Regions from separate parts of the Homo sapiens genome. Here region 1 is linked to region 2. A link is an interaction called in ENCODE POLR2A ChIA-PET data of the cell type or tissue named here. Cell type or tissue: MCF 10A. All regions are shown on one strand. Links, peaks and the distances in the headings refer to the core of each region. The heading gives the core; the rest is flanking DNA.

Evidence for each region. ChIA-PET counts read pairs that join two places held together with the same protein. Peaks named below come from ENCODE experiments on the same cell type or tissue, not always from the same donor. Only the 100,000 strongest peaks of a DNase experiment are listed, where the experiment ranks them.
Region 1: POLR2A ChIA-PET joins it to region 2 with 5 read pairs; 1 of 35 experiments calls an interaction of 5 or more read pairs at or near these places.

The regions. Positions count from the first base shown.
Region 1 is chr6:151,040,007-151,042,815 of GRCh38, reverse strand. All of the region lies in intron 26 of MTHFD1L (methylenetetrahydrofolate dehydrogenase (NADP+ dependent) 1 like), which reads right to left. Among named protein-coding and RNA genes, the nearest start is that of MIR12131, 61 kb to the left of the region's middle. In MCF 10A, for the core only: no CTCF peak of the experiment used is centred there; DNase peaks (open chromatin) are centred at 1,485 and 1,745.
Region 2 is chr6:149,895,934-149,898,742 of GRCh38, reverse strand. It overlaps RAET1E (retinoic acid early transcript 1E), which reads left to right and starts at 630. Exons shown (of 6, transcript NM_001394057.1): 1 at 630-722; 2 at 2,711-2,809. RAET1E-LRP11 (RAET1E-LRP11 readthrough) reads left to right here and starts at 2,613. Exons shown (of 15, transcript NR_182438.1): 1 at 2,613-2,809. All of the region lies in intron 1 of RAET1E-AS1 (RAET1E antisense RNA 1), which reads right to left. RefSeq lists a silencer at 76-370. In MCF 10A, for the core only: no CTCF peak of the experiment used is centred there; DNase peaks (open chromatin) are centred at 1,192 and 2,592.

The sequences.
Region 1 (2,809 bases), core at 192-2,691, 1.1 Mb before region 2:
GAAAAAAAGCTACTCATAATAACACTGTCTAATTTAAGGTTTTGGTGTTGTCTTTCTAGTCTTTTTCTACATGGAATGTAATTTACTTCTCAATAATATTGTTTCATATACTTTGCTTACATATTAGTATTTTTGTCATGAAATTTATGCCAACTGATTAAACAGCCCTTGTAAATTATAGAAACTTAAAGACAATATCAAAACCATGTGACCACAAGACAAAGACCACCTACTACTAAATTATTTTTGGCATGAGATTATTTTTTGAGAAGTTTTATAAACTATTAGGTTTATTGAACTCTATAAACCATAATCCTTGAAAGAATTTTGGAAGCATACCATAACAGGGTAATTTGTAGTAGAATATAGGGTTGGAAAACCTTAAAAAACAACTTGCTTGTTTCTTCCCATATCAAAGATTTGTATTAGAAAAACTATCTCTTACAAAAAGATGTACTAAGTGGTATTATGTCGTTCAAGAATCTTGCATTATTTCCTAGCTTTCAATAATATGTATCATGTCATAAAAAAGAGGGAAGAATACATAAAATACATATGAAGCTTACTAGGAATGAAGAAAGTTATTTTAAGAAGGAAAAATTGGCTACCATCAAGGAATATGGAAAACACTAGCAATGCATGTAAGAATGACCTCAAAGGTCTTAGATGACCACGAGCTGGGAATGCTTGTGCTGGGGGCTTCAGTTACAACAGCATGGGGCAGTGAAATAGACTAGTGAAGCTGTTACACCAGTTAATAGTATTTATTATTATTTGTGGTCACCAATGCCAATTAAAGCAATAATTAAATAGAACATGACGAAATAATTCAATGGTAGGAAAAAAAAACCCTGGCCTATAAGTGAACATGGAAAGTAAAAGTAAATATTTAGAAGCGAAATCTGGAGCGGAAAAAAGCTCCAGCATCTCACCATGGGGTCTTCCAAAGCCAGCAATGCTGGAGATGTTTATTGTTTAAGGATGGACTTGCTTGGGTTGGGATTCTCCAACTAGAGCCAGAGGGGAGCTTCTCTGCCTCCCTTGAGGACACAACAAGAGGGGCTTTCTGCCTTTGTTATAAAGCCCGCCGCATTCTGTGCCTGTATGGTTTTATTTACTGGAGTCTATCATAAGGCCTGTGAGGGAAGGACTGAATCTTTCTCATAGCTGTGGGGCTGATGGCCCTGCGTGCTGTAGGCATTTAATAATTCACTGAGTAAATGAATGAACCCTGCAGGAGAATGGGAGGCTTTCTGATCCTGAGGTCTCAGTTTGGACTATCTTTCTGGAGTGGATAGATGAATATGTATTTCAGCAGCACCCTAATAAGTGCACATTGGGTGACTAAGCAGAAGAGTGATTCATTTTGCTAGAATTTTCCCACCTGCAGGAGCCAGTCCCCCTGGTGTCCCCATTCCCCGTCCCCTCAGTCATCTCAGCAGGAAATTACTATCCTGTCTCCCACACGGGTGATGAATGTTCAAGGCATTTCAGCAGACTGTGGCAAGGCCCAGAATGGGGTCAAGTAAAAATAAATACCAGTCCTTATTAGGAGATCCTGGCCCCTCTGGTGCGTGTGTCCCACTACACATGCAGCTTCCTGCTCTGTCATAGAAAGCAGCCCTCTAGGGCCACCGCCTCCAGTGAGAGTTTCCTGACCTCCAGGAACTTCTGTAGTCAGGCACCACTCCCTTCCTCATGCCCCACACCCGACTGTTCCAGGAGATTTCATCACTGTGCACTGACGCTCACTGCGACCCCGTGTGTGGCCACAGGAGGAACTCGGCTGAGGGCTGAGAAGACCAGATAATGACACAGAGGGCTCACTTCAGGAAACCAGGGAGCTGCAGCAGCTATCCAGGGCCATTCCACACATTCATTTTCTAACAAGTCGTAAGTGAAAGAGTGACGTCAGGAGCGGACAGCCTGGTGTCCAGGCATGAGCCATGGCAACAGATTCTGATTTTCCAGAACGGCTTTGGTCTTTACCTAGTGTTGGATATGGTGGCGTTAGCTGGAGTGAGAGGAGATTCACATTGTATATTTGTTTAGTGACTCCAAAGATTTTAAATTATATTGTGTTTTTTATTATTTTATTTCATTTTTTTAGAGACAGAGATCTCACTCTATCTCCCAGGCTGGAGTGCAATGATATGATCATAGCTCACTGTAGCCTCAAACTCCTGGGCTCAAGTAATCCTCCCATTTCAGCCTCCTGAGTAGCTGGGACTCCAGGTGCGTGCCATGACTCCTGGCTAATTTTTGTTTAAGTAGAGACAAAGTCTGGCTATGTTGCCCAGGCGTCTCAAACTCCTGGCCTGAAGCAATCCTTCTACCTTGGCTTCCAAAAGTGCTCGGATTGTAAGTGTGAGCCACTGTGCGGGCCCTGGTTTTTATTTAATGGCTATTAAATGCTCAGTAGTGAATTAAGGTTTCAGTTAAATGCACAATTTTTACACCAAACTATTCTCTTTACTAATTCACTTCTATCTGCGTCTACCACCTGTAAACTACCTGAAGCAGAGAAAGCTTCTTAAAGTTGGGGCTCCCTGTAGCCCCGAGCTGAGTGCCTTATGCAGCATTGGCCGAGTGAATGAATTTGTTGGGTGAACTACTGCGGGGTTTAGAGTCCTCAGAGGGTAGGACAGGACAGATCGTGACTGAGGCTAACCTTCTCAGCTACTCTACCATTTCATGCTCTGTTTGGGCACCTCCGTCACCCCTCACCTCCCCTGATGGTCCAGTCTCTCTGGGCCTGCACTGTCCAGCCGCCCTCTTATCCCTAAGCCAAGGCTTTCACCAGCTAAAG
Region 2 (2,809 bases), core at 173-2,672:
CATTCACAAGTAGCTGGTGTCACTTTGGTGGGGGCTTTGTAAGGAAGTGGGCAGGGTGTCTTTTAAGGAAGACTCAGGAGAAGTGCTGGTCTTCCAGTTGCAGAGGGGAATGGAGTTGCAAGAAGAAAACAGCGAGGTTCAGTGACACACAGTGCGAACACGAGCTCAGGGGGCAGGAGCTCCAGGTCTCAAGAGGGCAGGACGATAATGCAGTGTTTGCACAGAAACCAAGCAATAGAGGGAGCCAGCACCCACCAGAAATGAGGTAGGGCCGCTGTCACAGCTATGCCAGGACCTGCAGAAGCCTAAACCCTGAAAAAAGGTGGGGGCCCCCACCTACATATCAAGGAAAACATATGTATGCCATCACATGCTGGTCTCCAACAACTGCTAAAATTACATTAAATCCTTTCTAGAATTTCGTGGCTGGGACTTGAGTCTGGTCTTGGTCCTTCTACTGATGGTGAATCCAGTACTGAATTGGATCCAATTCTGGACGAGTTACCCTGTCCTAGAATCACTCACACGTGACAGTTGACAGGTGGCCCCACCCGGTTTGCATGGTGGACGGGTGTTCTGCTAGGCCGGCCTCTCCACACCCAGAGAGACTGAACTGGTTTCTGCTCCTCAGAGAGTTTGCACAGAGACTCTGAGGAAGCAGTCACCTCAGGCCTCTCCATCCTAGAGACGGCAGAAGGACAAACATCTCCTGCTGGCACAAGGTAGGGGGTGGGGGATGGCTGGTGTTCCAAACACCCGTGCAGAGGGAACGTGTGCATGTTTGGGAGTGAAGGAGGAAAGCAGGGGCTCGAGTGGTGAGAGAACCAGGGGCAGATAATGAAGTAAAAGTGGGGTTGGGGGAGATGCTGGGGGTGTGGCGGCGGGGACGCTGGATAAGGCAGGGAGGACGGGGTGGCTCTGCGGGTCCTCTGCCTCCACACCAAGCACTCAGGGATCCGTGCCTCCTTCCAGTCTGGAGTCCCAATCGCCCCTCTCTCCAATTTGGGGGACAGGGATTTCTCCTTGTTCTCCTGCCCTAACTCCTTCTTTCCGACTTCTCTTGTCCCATTCTCCCTCAGATCCTCCCTTCCGCTTATGCCAAGGCTTCCACAGCCTCGCTCTGCCGGGCCTTGGCATTCCTAGCCTGAGTGTTGAAACCATTGGCCGGGACCTCAAGGCAGCTGGGGCAGGGAGAGGACGGTTAGAAGCCCAGGGCACACTGCCACAAAAAGGCTGTGACTCATTTTCAGGGATTGAAAACTGCAGTCCAATTCATTTTAAAATTTTCGTCTCTCTTTGGACTTCAGGCTGAAAGTTCTTTATAGCAACGGGCTTCCAGGGACTATGTGAAATTATTGGTTTCACTTTCCTTATCACCCGCTTCTTACTTCAATTAAAATTCCATTTCAGCCGGGTGTGGTGGCTCACTCCTGTAATCCCAACACTTTGGGAGGCTGAGGGGGGAGGATTGTTTGAGCCCAGGAGTTCGAGATCAGCCTGGGCAACGTGATGAGACCCCATCTCCACACCAAAAATTTAAAAATTAGCTGGGTGTGGTGGCTCATGCCTGTAGTGCCAGCTATTCTGGAGGCTGAAGTGGAAGGACTGATTGAGCCTGGGAGTTCAAGGCTGCAGTGAGCCGTGCTCATGCCACTGCACTCCACCTGGATGACAGAGCAAGACCTGGTCTCAAAAAACAAAACAAACAAAAATCTACTTCATATGTAACCATTACTTCAGTTTTGAAACCATTGCCTGAAGCTGACATTTTGCAGTTGGAAAATGGCTATTCCTTCCCATCTTCAGGTTGGCTCAGGCCAAGCTGAGATTCAGGACCACAGAGGGCAACAAAGGTGGAAGGGCCCCTTTCCCCTTTCTGTATATTTTTCCCAGCCTGTCTGCAGCTCTTTCTTTTTCTTCAGTGTTAGGTTGGCATCCCAGATGTCAGGACCCAAGTATAGGCCTGGTGTGCTCCTTCCTGTGAGTCATCAGACTTGTAGAAAATATTGGCCCTGCTAAGGAGCTACTCAGTGGTCATATCACACATATGCACGCACACACACACAAGCACCCATGCACACACACACACACACACACAAACACACACATACACTCTGTTCTTGGCCCACCCCCGCTGGTGTCCCCACAGCAGCAGTATTGGCAGGGCGGTAGCAGTGAGTTCCTCTCTGTGTACTCTCAGGGCCTGGATGTGTACAGAACAGGCTCCACTCAGGACAGATTTGAGACCCCTTCTCCAGACCAAGAGGTGGAAGTGCACCCTCAAAATTGAGGTTCTTTAACCTTAGCAGACAGAGAACCACATAGGGGACATGTAAAAAATGTGCATTCCTCGGCTCCTTCAAACGCTTGACCCACTGTCCTCTGAGCAGACAACCCCTTATCCCCCAGCCCCAGAGATAGAGCCCTGCCGATAGTCCATGGTTACTTTCTTTGAAGTCTGTTCCATCTAGTTAAGAAAGGACAGTGGTAAAGACCCACTTACCTTACCAGGCATCATAAGGGCCCTAGCATCTGAGTCACAGGATGTCACCCTCTGGGTCTGACATGCACTTGAATTAACTGGCATACTGCCCGGCACACAGAGGGAACCTAGATGTGGAACGGATATGGGTGGTGTTACAGGCCGCATGTTTGCCTGCCTTCCAAATTCATATGCAGAAATCCTAATTCTCAAGGTGATGCTATTTAGGAAGTCATAACTCATGTGAGTGGAGCCATGTGGGATTAAGAAGTGATAGGAGAGCTTGCTGTCTGTCTCTGCTCTCCACTGTGTGAGGATACAACAGGA